2 separate regions of the Homo sapiens genome follow, and region 1 is linked to region 2. Evidence: chromatin contacts called from ENCODE Hi-C or POLR2A ChIA-PET data. All regions are on one chromosome and are shown on one strand. The core of a region is the stretch at or near the end of the contact, and the rest is flanking DNA. Distances in the headings are between cores, read along the strand shown.

Region 1 (5,305 bases), core at 312-2,811, 200 kb before region 2:
CTCTCTCCTGTCTCAAAACACTGTGTCAGGACCAGAGCCCAGAGAGTGCCCCACCTGGAGGTGATAATGATTTGAATGTTAAGTCTAGGTCTTTAATTCCGTTTCTTCATGCTCCTGCTCCCAACCACTTAGGAAGTAGATCCAGAAATCAGGCAGTTGGGGCGCAACAGATCAGTTTCAGATGGATGAAAGTTGAGTTGGAGGCTGGGGCTTAGGTGTGTGGCCACAGCCTGAGATAATGCTTCACTTTGGACTTGAACTCCTCACCCCATCACAGACATATGGGTTGCCACAGGCCTCCCTGGAGGGTTGGAGCCTGCCCTGGGGAATATGGAATGGTAGGAAGGGGCAAGATCACAGAAGGCCTTGAATGCCTAGCTAAAACATCTAAATTTGGGCTTTGTGTTTTATAGGAGTTGTTGAGGATTCTTTTGAGTAGATGACATGTCCTGACCTGCTACATTCTTCCAGAGGATTGATTTGGGATAAAAGATGGTTTGGAAAAGAAAGGCTGTCAAGAGAAAACTGGGCCGGGCACAGTGGCTCACGCTTGTAATCCCAGCACTGTGGGAGGCTGATCACCTCCCACCTCAGGCGGGTGGATCAACCAAGGTCAGGAGTTTGAGACCAGCCTGGCCACCATGGCGAAACCCCGTCTCTACTCAAAATACAAAAATTAGCTGGGCGTGGTGGTGTGTGCCTGTAATCCCAGCTACTCGGGAGACTGAGGCAGAGGAATCACTTGAACCTGGGAGGCGGAGGTTGCAGTGAGCCAAGATCGTGCCGCTGCACTCCATCCTGGGTGACAGAGCGAGACTCTGTCTCAAAAAAAAAAAAAAAGAGGGAGAAAACCGGTGAGAAGATGCAAACTAATCACTCCTGGAAGACAGTGGTCCAAATCTAAGAATGCTCTCTAGTATTCATTCCACAAGGGTCTCAGGCCTCTCATGAAATCTCAGGCTGACTTACATTCACATTAGACACATTCAGGTTTTGGGCTGAGCATATCCATGAGTATTTGCAGATAGTAATTTTTATAACTATTAAATAATTCATGCTGACATTGTTTTCCCTCTTGTGTTCTTGAAAAAGATGCTGTTTCCCGCACAGGCAGTGGTGAAAATAAATTAGCCACCTGCTTTGCCATCCTTTTTCCAATCTTGCTGTGTCCCATGGGGGATGCCAGGCACTGCTGGGCACCTTTCTAAAAGTGTTCTATTCAGTAGAATATGTGCTGAGTTTTTTTTTTTTTTTTTTGGCAAAATCAGGCCTTAAAAAAATGTTACACTTTTTAATTTTCATTTAAAAAATTTCTTTTTCACTCCATTAAAATTCATCTCCGTGAAATGGGTTCAGAGTAGTTTTAGCAATTCTGTCTGTCACCCATTCTGAGATGCTGCTGGCACCACGTGCAGCCATCCCCTGCTGAATGGGAAGCAAGTGGCAGAGCTGAGTGTGCACCCAGAACCCTAGTGTTGGGGTCTGTGGTCAAGGAGGCCCCCACTCTCCTTTCATTCGCAGTCCCCCACGCCCAGCCCACACTACCTGCCAGTTTTACATCTGTTTGGACAGGAAGGCTTACAACCCTGCTCTGCTATTTTTAGGAAGCACTCACATTGAGTCAGCCTTTCTGCTGGCTTCACACCCTCTGCTCGCTGGTTCTCGGGCTGTCTGCCTTTTCAGCAGGAGCCCGGGGCTCACATCCTCAGACAGTGAGCACAATGCTTCTCTTCTCCCTGCCCATCTCAGCTTTGGTCTGCACCCCTGTTTTTATCACCTTCCTGGAACGAGGGCAGGCTTTTCTAGGGGTCCATATTTTCTTGTTTCTCTCACTAAGAGCTTCCCAACAAGTCATGCACATTAACGTGGATAGAGCTGGAGGCCCTTCCTCTTGTTCACAATTTTGCATTAATGTAGCTATAAGTGGGAATCTTTTTTTTTTTAAATCAAGTCTACATTCAAACATGCTTTTAAACTAAAAATAACTGCATTTAAATAACTTTAGAGAGAATGATATAAAGGAGGATTTAAATGTTAGCTGTAAATTGATACTCACTCTTCATTATTTCTTATCCCAGAGTATAGCCAAGTGACTGGCATAGAAAAGGTTATTAATAAATGCTTGGAGGAAGGAATAAATGAATAAATTCTAAAATGTTAATAGTTTTGTGATGTGTCCCTCTCAAGGGTGAAACTTGTAATTTAACACGCAGAACTTTTCTTTTCTTTTTTTTTTTTTTTAGACTGAGTCTCGCTCTGTCGCCCAGGCTGGAGTGTGCAATGGCACGATCTTGGCTCACTGCAAGCTCTGCCTCCCGGGTTCACGCCATTCTCCTGCCTCAGCCTCCTGAGTAGCTGGGACTACAGGCGCCCACCACCGCGCCCAGCTGATTTTTTGTATTTTTAGTAGGGACAGGGTTTCACCGTGGTCTCGATCTCCTGACCTCGTGATCTGCCCACCTCGGGCTCCCAAAGTGCTGGGATTACAGGCGTGAGCCACCGCGCCTGGCCAGAACTTTTCTTTAATAAATTGCAAATGGTAGAGTTTTCAGGCGTCTGTCTAGGTTGCACCAGAAATATTTCAGGTGACTGAGTTGTATTACAGTTGTTGGGATGATTTCTTTCTTAAGTTACCCCATATTCAATTTAAAATGGCTTAACCAGTAGAGAAAATGTATTACCTCTAAAACAAGCAGTCTTTGGATAGGACAGGTCTAAGGTTAGTTATTCTAGTGGCTCGATAATGACTAGGCCAGGTCTGATTCCCAATGAAGCCAACTCTAGTCATTTTCCTAGGAGATTTTATAAACCAGGGAACTAGTTAAACACATTTCATTGAGAAAGTTACACCAAGATTTGATCAGCTAATGAGAAATACATTTAGCTGTTAAGGGTACCCCCACTTTTCTTGCTTCCTTACTCTCAAGGAGACCCCTGTTTTCAACATTTTCAGTTGTATTCTGTGACTTTTTTCATTTGGCTGGGAATGATGTGGTTGAAGGATCTACAATCTATTTCACAGTTCAGCAACAGAGGCCATTCATTCATTCATTCATTTATCAAATATTTCTTATGCTTTTATTAAGCACTGCAGATACAAAGATTTTTAAAAAGGTCAGGTTTTTGTGGAGACCCTGCCCTCCTGAGGAGAAGATCTACTAAATGTGCCTGGGCAGCAGAGGAGACTCCTGAAAACCTTTCAGAAAAGGAGTTGTTGGAGCTGGATGTAAAAGTTGAGTGAGAGTTTTCCAGGTGGACAGAGGGGGAGGGAGGGCGTGTTGGGTCGAGGGCAGCATGACAAAGGCACAGGCCGTGTGCCATGGTGTGTTCAGAGAACAACACGCTCAGTGTGCCTAGAGGACGGGAGAGGGTAAAGAGGTGGAAACACAGAGGTGGCAGATGGAAGGAGGTCGGATAGGGATGGGCTCTGAAGTCAGGCCCCAGTTTGAATCCAGGTCCCACTTTTGCAACAGCTCAATGGTTGCCTTCATGTCCCAGGGCTGCATAACAAATTACCACAAACTGGGTGGCTTAAAACAAGTTATTCACTCATGCTTCTGAAGGTCAGAGGTCCAAAATCGGGGTGTGTTGGGTGTTGGCAAGGCTGTTTCCCTCTGAAGGCTCTGAGGACGAATCCAGCCCATGCCTCTCTGCCAGCTGCTGGTGGCTGCTGGCAGCCTCAGGTGCTCCTTTGCTTGGGGCTTTAAGATTCCATGCTCTGCCTCTGGCTTCACTAAGCCTCCCTTTCTCTGTGTGCCTCTCTGTCTCTCCTCTTCTCTTCTCTTTGGAGTTGACAATGGATTTAGGGCCTGCCTTAACCCAGGATGATCTCCTCTCAAGGTCCTTACCTTAATCACATCTGCAAAGACCCTATTCCAAATAAGGTCACACTTTGAAGTTCTAGGTGGGCCCATCTTTGGTAGACCGTAAGGCAGCCACTACAGTAGTCTTAGATAATTAACTTACCCTCTCTAAGGACTTTTCCTTATGCAAAGTATAGGGATAAAATATTTATCCTAAGGGGTTATTGTGAGATTCAAATATAATGCTTTTTCATTGCTTAGGAAGTACTTGGTCTATAGTAAGTGCTCAATAAATGGTAGGAACGTGGATATTATCCTATAGGCAACAGAAAGCTTCATAATGTAGGCGTTTGAGGAGGGAGAAAAAGAAGTTGCTTTCCAAATTTGCCCTCTTTTTTTTTTTTGAGACAGAGTCCCACTGTGTCACCCAGGCTGGAGTGCAGTGGCACAATCTCAGCTCACTGCAACCTCCACCTCCTGGGTTCAAGCGATTCTCCTGCCTCAGCCTCCCGAGTAGCTGGGACTACAGGCACGCGCCACCATGCCGGCTAATTTTGCATTTTTTAGTAGAGACAGGGTTTTGCCATGTTGGCCAGGCTGATCTCAAACTCCTGACCTCAGGTAATCCGCCTGCCTTGGCCTCCCAAAATGCTGGGACTACAGGCGTGAGCCACCGCGCCTGGCCAGGGATGTGCAAGCGCCCAGGTGATGCTGAGGCCACTTTGAAAATCACTGTCCTGCACATCTGCTGTGCTTTGCAAATAGGAGGTGCTCAATAAGTCCTTGTTGCAATGAATCCTATACTTTCTAAAATGAAGCTTCTCTCTTAGGGCGACAAAGACTATTCAAGACTTAATACCAACTAATAATGCCGATTGTAGACTGCTAGTGAGTTGTCAGGTCTTCCTGCATACAACTTTAAACCATGATATCAATTAATTAGACTTAGACTTCAGCCAAATCCATCCCAATAAATACACTTTACAAAACCCCAAACCTTGCTCCATTAAACATTCCTTGGCAATATGGAAGGGATACTCTCTGGCACAAGATTGAGGAGCTTTGGGGCATTGGTTAACTTCATCAGGTCTACAGGGAAAATCACAAGAGGTGAGTTGCCTTTATGCCTCTGATAGTGAAAAACAGTGTGGTGTAGCCTTTAACAGATATATATATATATATATATATATATATATATATATATATATATATATATATATATATATATTTTTTTTTTTTTTTTTTTTTTTTTTTTTTTTGAGATGGAGTCTCACTCTTGTTGCCCAGGCTGGAGGACAATGGCATGATCTCGGCTCACTGCAACCTCTGCCTCCCAGGTTCAAGCAATCCTCCTGCCTTAGCCTCCTAAGTAGCTGGGATTACAGGCGCCTGCCACCACACCTGGCTAATTTATGTATTTTTAGTAGAGACGGGGTTTCACCATGTTGACCAGGCTGGTCTCGAACTCCTGACCTCAGGTGATCTGCCTGCCTTGGCCTCTC
Region 2 (5,247 bases), core at 1,254-3,753:
TTACAGGCGTGAGTCACCGCGCCCGGCCTAATGTTTTAATTTTTTGTAGAGATGAGATTTTGCCATGTTGCCCAGGCTGGTCTCGAACTCCTGAGCTCAAGCTATATACTGGCCTTGCCTCCCAAAGTGCTGGGGTTACAGGTGTGAGCCACTGTGTCTGGCTGCCTTTTATTTCTTACCTTTTGACTCATTGATTCCACTCATGGCAATGACTTGAAACATAGTAAAATATTTCATACAATGATGCCCATCATAGCATTATTATAAAAGTGAAACGTTTGGCCAGGCACGGTGGCTCACACCTGTAATCCCAGCATTTTGGGAGGCTGAGGCGGGTAGATCATGAGGTCAGGAGTTCAAGACCAGCCTGACCAACACGGTGAAACCCTGTCTCTACTAAAAATACAAAAATTAGCCGGGCATAGTGGCACATGCCTGTAATCCCAGCTACTCAGGAGGCCAAGGCAGAAGAATTGCTTGAACCCGGGAGGCAGAGGTTGCAGTAAGCCAAGATCGCACCATTGCACTCCAGCCTGGGCGACAGAGCCAGACTCCACCTCAAAAAAAAAAAAAAAAAAAAAAAAAGCAAAACATTTGGAAACAACTTAAATGACTAATAGTCACTAGTTTAGAAAGGTCTTATGATAGTCTATCAGGCAACCATTCAACATGTTTATGAAGAGTTAATGACATAGGAAAATGCATAGAATGTATGTGAAAAAAGCCAATACAAATAAAATATGCAATAGGTTCTTAATTCTGTTATATATTATGCACAGAAGAAAGGAATTACATCAAAATGCCAATAACAGTTATGTTTGATAACAAAGATAACAGTGGTAGTGGTGGTGGTAGTGGTAAATCTTCTCTTCTCTATACTTTTCTATGATTAGTATGTATTATTTTATAACCAGAAAAAAGGTTTTATAAAAAAGAAAGAAAGAAACTTCAGTCTGAAATAAATGGCTAGTAAAGAGGGCTCCCTCCCACAGAGCTGTGCTGACCCTGGGTTCACATAGCAGGGACTGGGGGTGTACAAAAGGGGCTCCTGCTGTGCTGTTACTCAGTTTCCCCTCTGGTTAACCCTAGCTCCAAGCCGACACCCCTTTGTGCCCAGAGAGCCTGCAGCTCTGTGCCTCTCCCTCTGGATCCGCCTCCCCCTGCCCCCGCAAGTTGCTCACAGCCTCGGATTCTGCTTCATCAGTTCTTGGCAGCGTTTTGAGCTCTTACATCTTGGGCCCAAGCTGGAACAACCCCAGCTAAGTACTAAAGATGGGGAGCTGGAGCATCCAGCACCCTAGGGCTGGAGCCCAGATGGTACCAGGGCAAGGGCAGCCTGGGAGTCTCCAAGATGATTAAAAAGACATGGCTTCCTGGGCTCATGTCTGCCAGCACCAGGAGGTCTCATGAGAGTAGCAGCTGGTCTCCATTCTGCCTTCTGATGGACAAATGTATCCCTGACTCCTAAGCTGTGCTCTTCTCTTAGCCACCGAAGCTGGACTTCTCAGGGCTAGAGGACTTCCGAGTCCCACTTCACCCTTTTCCTTACAGAATTCGAATGTCAGGCATCAAAGGCCTGCAAGGGGTGGTGAGGAAGACGGTGAATGATGAACTGCAGGCCAATATCTGGGACCCACAGCACATGGATAAGATCGTTCCATCACTGCTTTTCAATCTACAGCATGTAGAGGAGGCAGAGAGGTAAGCAGGCCGGGATGGGGCAGGACAGTAGATATAATCAACCCTCCAAGGGCTGCTTGGGAACCACATGGTTTGGGTTGGTCAGTAAAACTCAGCTACAAGGCCAGGGACATGGCTTTGTGGCTTGTTCTGCAGTGAGTCCAAAGCTGGCTCCCTAGAAGCCATGGGTCTGACTTTGTGCCAGCCCACAGTGTCCCTTAACATGTGCGTTACCGAAGGAGGACAGTGTTGGTGCTGGGCTCCCTGGTGGGTAAATCTGTTGGTAATAACACACAGAACCAAGAGTCTGGTTACCTTTGTCTCCCTGGAAGCAGGGCCAAGGAGGCTTTAAGATGCCTTTTGTGGGCCGGGCGCGGTGGCTCACGCCTGTAATCCCAGCACTTTGGGAGGCTGAGGCGGGCAGATCACGAGGTCAGGAGATCGAGACCATCCTGGCTAACACGATGAAACCGCGTCTCTACTAAAAAAAAATGCAAAAAAATTAGCTGAGCGTGGTGGCGGGCGCCTGTAGTCCCAGCTACTCGGGAGGCTGAGGCAGGAGAACGGGAGCCCGGGAGGCAGAACTTGCAGTGAGCCGAGATCGCGCCGCTGCACTTACAGCCTGGGCGACGGAGCGAGACTCCGTCTCAAAAAAAAAAAAAAAAAAAAAAAAAAAAAAAAAAAAAAAAAGATGCCTTTCATGGCTCCGATCACTGCGGACTTTCCATCTGGACCTTCCTTCCTCTGTTGCTTCCTGATGCTATTTCAGGCCCTGAAAACGTGCATGCTTGACCAGCCCGCAGCCACTCAGTAAGAGCTTGCAGATACTGGGTTTTAATCCTGGATCCCCTAAGCATGGGATTCATTCCTGTCCCTGCACCCTCATTTTTCCCCTCGGTGAAATGGAATGGGGAGAAAGGCCCACGTTGCTGTCCCACCTGGGCTATCTGTGCACTAGGCTAGTTAGGTCGGTTGATCCCAGGCTACTAGAGCTAGACTCGGGTCGACGGGGGCGGGGGCGGGGGCGGGGGCGGGGGCGGGGCGTGGGGTGGGGCGTGGGGTGGGGTGGGGTTCGTATGCCATCTGGTGGCTGTTTCTGGAATAGCATCTCACTGACAAGCTGCTGTGGTCTCTGGGCTGGGAGTCCTCCGGCTCCTGTTCTGTCCAGATGTGGGCCCACTCCCTGTGACTTGAGTATCATTGACTCTTGCCTGAGCCAACCACTGTGCCTTTCCTTTTCCCTCCCTCTCTTTCCTCTCCTTTCTTCCACTTCTGTTTTGTTTTTTGCCTCCCTTTCCTATCTTCATCTCCCATCTCCTTTTCCTTCTGAAGTCTTAGGTGCATCAAGACACACATGTTCTACACCTCACCTGGCCCATGGGGCTCAGAGCATCCTTCCCACAGTGGTACATCTGGAAATCTTTAAGGATTTCCAGAAAAAGAACTTTATCTTTTCTTCTCCGGTCTTCCCCCACTTCCCCCAGTGGGGGCTTCTTTACCCCCATTTAATTTCTGACAGCTGTGACGCCTCCCCTATTGCCTAGTGCAACCCATGTCAAATTCCTGCTTGTCTTGTGTGGATGAAACACGGAAAGCCGGGATTGTACAGAGCCTGACCCCAGCCTGCATGCCACCCTCTACCCATGTGCCTCTGTCTCCCCAGCCGGTCTCCCTCACCCCTCCAAGCACCTGAGAAGGAGAAAGAGAGCCCCGCGGAGCTGGCTGAGAGGTGTCTTCGGGAGCTGCTGGGCCGGGCTGCCTTTGGCAACATCAAAAACGCCATCAAGCCTGTTCTCATGTGAGTGCCCCCACCCACTGCCTTGGCCCCAGCCTTCAGCCTGGATGTGTTTCAGGTCCCTGGCATCTCCTGGCTGGCTGGGGGGAAGGGGATATTACAGTTGTGGTGCCGCAGCCGAGTCGATCCCTTCCCTGTGCCTGTGTTCCCTGCACTGTGACAGCAAAAGCTGCCACAGGGTGGCCAACTGCTGCCAGTAGGAAGGCACCCAACGCTAAGCAAAGGTGCCCAGCTTCACCACACACATCCACAACTGCAGAGCGCTGTCCTTGGCCTCTCTCCAGCACTGGACTGGGACTACCCCAAGGCCCTTCAGGCTTCACTTCCTCACCCGGGAACTGTGCGAGGGGCTCTGAGAAGGTGTCCCTCTGCCTCCAAGCTAATCTCTTCTCCCTAACACTGCCGGGAGTTTCATAGTTGTTCCCCCACGTTTTCTCCCTCACAGCCATCTGGATAACCATTCTCTTTGGGAACCCAAGGTGTTTGCCATCCGTTGCTTTAAAATCATCATGTACTCAATTCAGGTATGGTGGCTCCCCTGGGCCAGCCGGATCCCAGGACAAAGGCCTCTCTAGAAGCTAGACGGGTGCTAAAATAGAAAGCCAGAAGTCCCCTGTGACTCCTCCGAAGCCCCCAGTTGCCGAAACCAGTGCTGCTTAAGCTAGCTGTGGAGAAGGGCCGGCTGATTTTATTTCCAGTACATCACAGACCAATACTTTTATAAAATACAATTAAAACAAATAATTTCTAGAAAAATTAAATAAAAAACTCATGCAAAATGCAAGCCTACAGATCACACCCTTGGCTGCTACAGCATTGACAAATTGTTTACTAAACACTGACTTTCCATCCCATCCTTATCTCAGTGTAAACCAATATCAGACCTATCTTGAATGGGCACCAGCCCAGGGGCCCCACTTTAGGCAGCACTGGACTAAGCCATGTGGCCTCCCGTGGCTCTTGCCGGAAAGACCTGAAGAAATGAAAGGAAGACCCTATTTTAAAATGGTCTTTTGACCAATTTTGAAGTAAAAGGGCCCTGGAAAACTGTCAGCTGAGGCCTCCACTGGGATTTGGCTCTTTGTTGGAGGGAGAAGGGAAGGATCCAGTAAAGGGCACGAGGTGTCAGTGCCAACTGCAGTGCCCGGGGCCTTGGAACGTCCCTTTAGTTTACCCCCGCCTTTGGGTGCCAGGAGAGGGCTGCGCAGCCCAGGGACCCCGTGGGGTTGCTGTCCAGGCCCAGCTCATCTTCCTCCCGCAGCCGCAGCACTCACACCTGGTCATCCAGCAGCTCCTGGGCCACCTGGACGCCAACAGCCGCAGCGCTGCGACGGTGCGCGCGGGCATCGTGGAAGTCTTGTCGGAAGCCGCGGTCATCGCTGCCACCGGCTCTGTGGGTAAGGGGCATGGCTAGGGCCTGAGGGCCGGGGACCCCGCGGAGGCTGCCGCCTCTTACAGAGAGAGGCAAGGGACAACAGGGAGGGGTCGGAGTCCGTTTTCCTCGGGAGAAGTCCGCCAGGAAGTTGGGAGCGCAGAGGAAGCCCAGGCTGGAAGGGGGCGTGACCCTGCCCTGCCTGCGCGCGGTGCACAGAGGAGGAGGGTGCCAGCCTTGGATCTCGGGTGTCCCGCCCCACCGCTCTCAGGGCCCACAGTACTGGAGATGTTCAACACGCTGCTGAGGCAGCTGCGGCTCAGCATCGACTACGCGCTGACCGGGAGCTACGACGGGGCGGTCAGCCTCGGCACCAAGATCATCAAGGAGCACGAGGAGC

Evidence for each region. A loop is a pair of places that touch in the nucleus more often than their neighbours do. ChIA-PET counts read pairs that join two places held with the same protein, here RNA polymerase II (POLR2A). Pooled maps may share reads with other maps.
Region 1: a pooled map shows a loop between it and region 2 (2.8-fold over the local background). The contact joins two enhancer-like sites. A Hi-C loop is called at or near these places in 5 of 37 single-sample maps with no recorded cell type and 11 of 50 pooled maps. POLR2A ChIA-PET finds 5 or more read pairs at or near these places in 3 of 52 experiments (H1, Panc1 and WTC11).

What each region holds. Positions count from the first base shown.
Region 1 is chr2:24,929,395-24,934,699 of GRCh38, forward strand. No RefSeq gene overlaps it. Among named protein-coding and RNA genes, the nearest start is that of ADCY3, 12 kb to the left of the region's middle. Within about 2 kb of position 1,562, at least 2 of the 41 ENCODE cell types and tissues checked have a DNase peak (open chromatin) inside an H3K27ac peak, as active enhancers do.
Region 2 is chr2:25,126,632-25,131,878 of GRCh38, forward strand. It overlaps EFR3B (EFR3 homolog B), which reads left to right. Exons shown (of 23, transcript NM_014971.2): 6 at 1,552-1,701; 7 at 3,344-3,478; 8 at 3,921-3,999; 9 at 4,737-4,872; 10 at 5,119-5,247. Among named protein-coding and RNA genes, the nearest start is that of POMC, 39 kb to the right of the region's middle. RefSeq lists a silencer at 4,669-4,963. Within about 2 kb of position 2,504, at least 3 of the 41 ENCODE cell types and tissues checked have a DNase peak (open chromatin) inside an H3K27ac peak, as active enhancers do.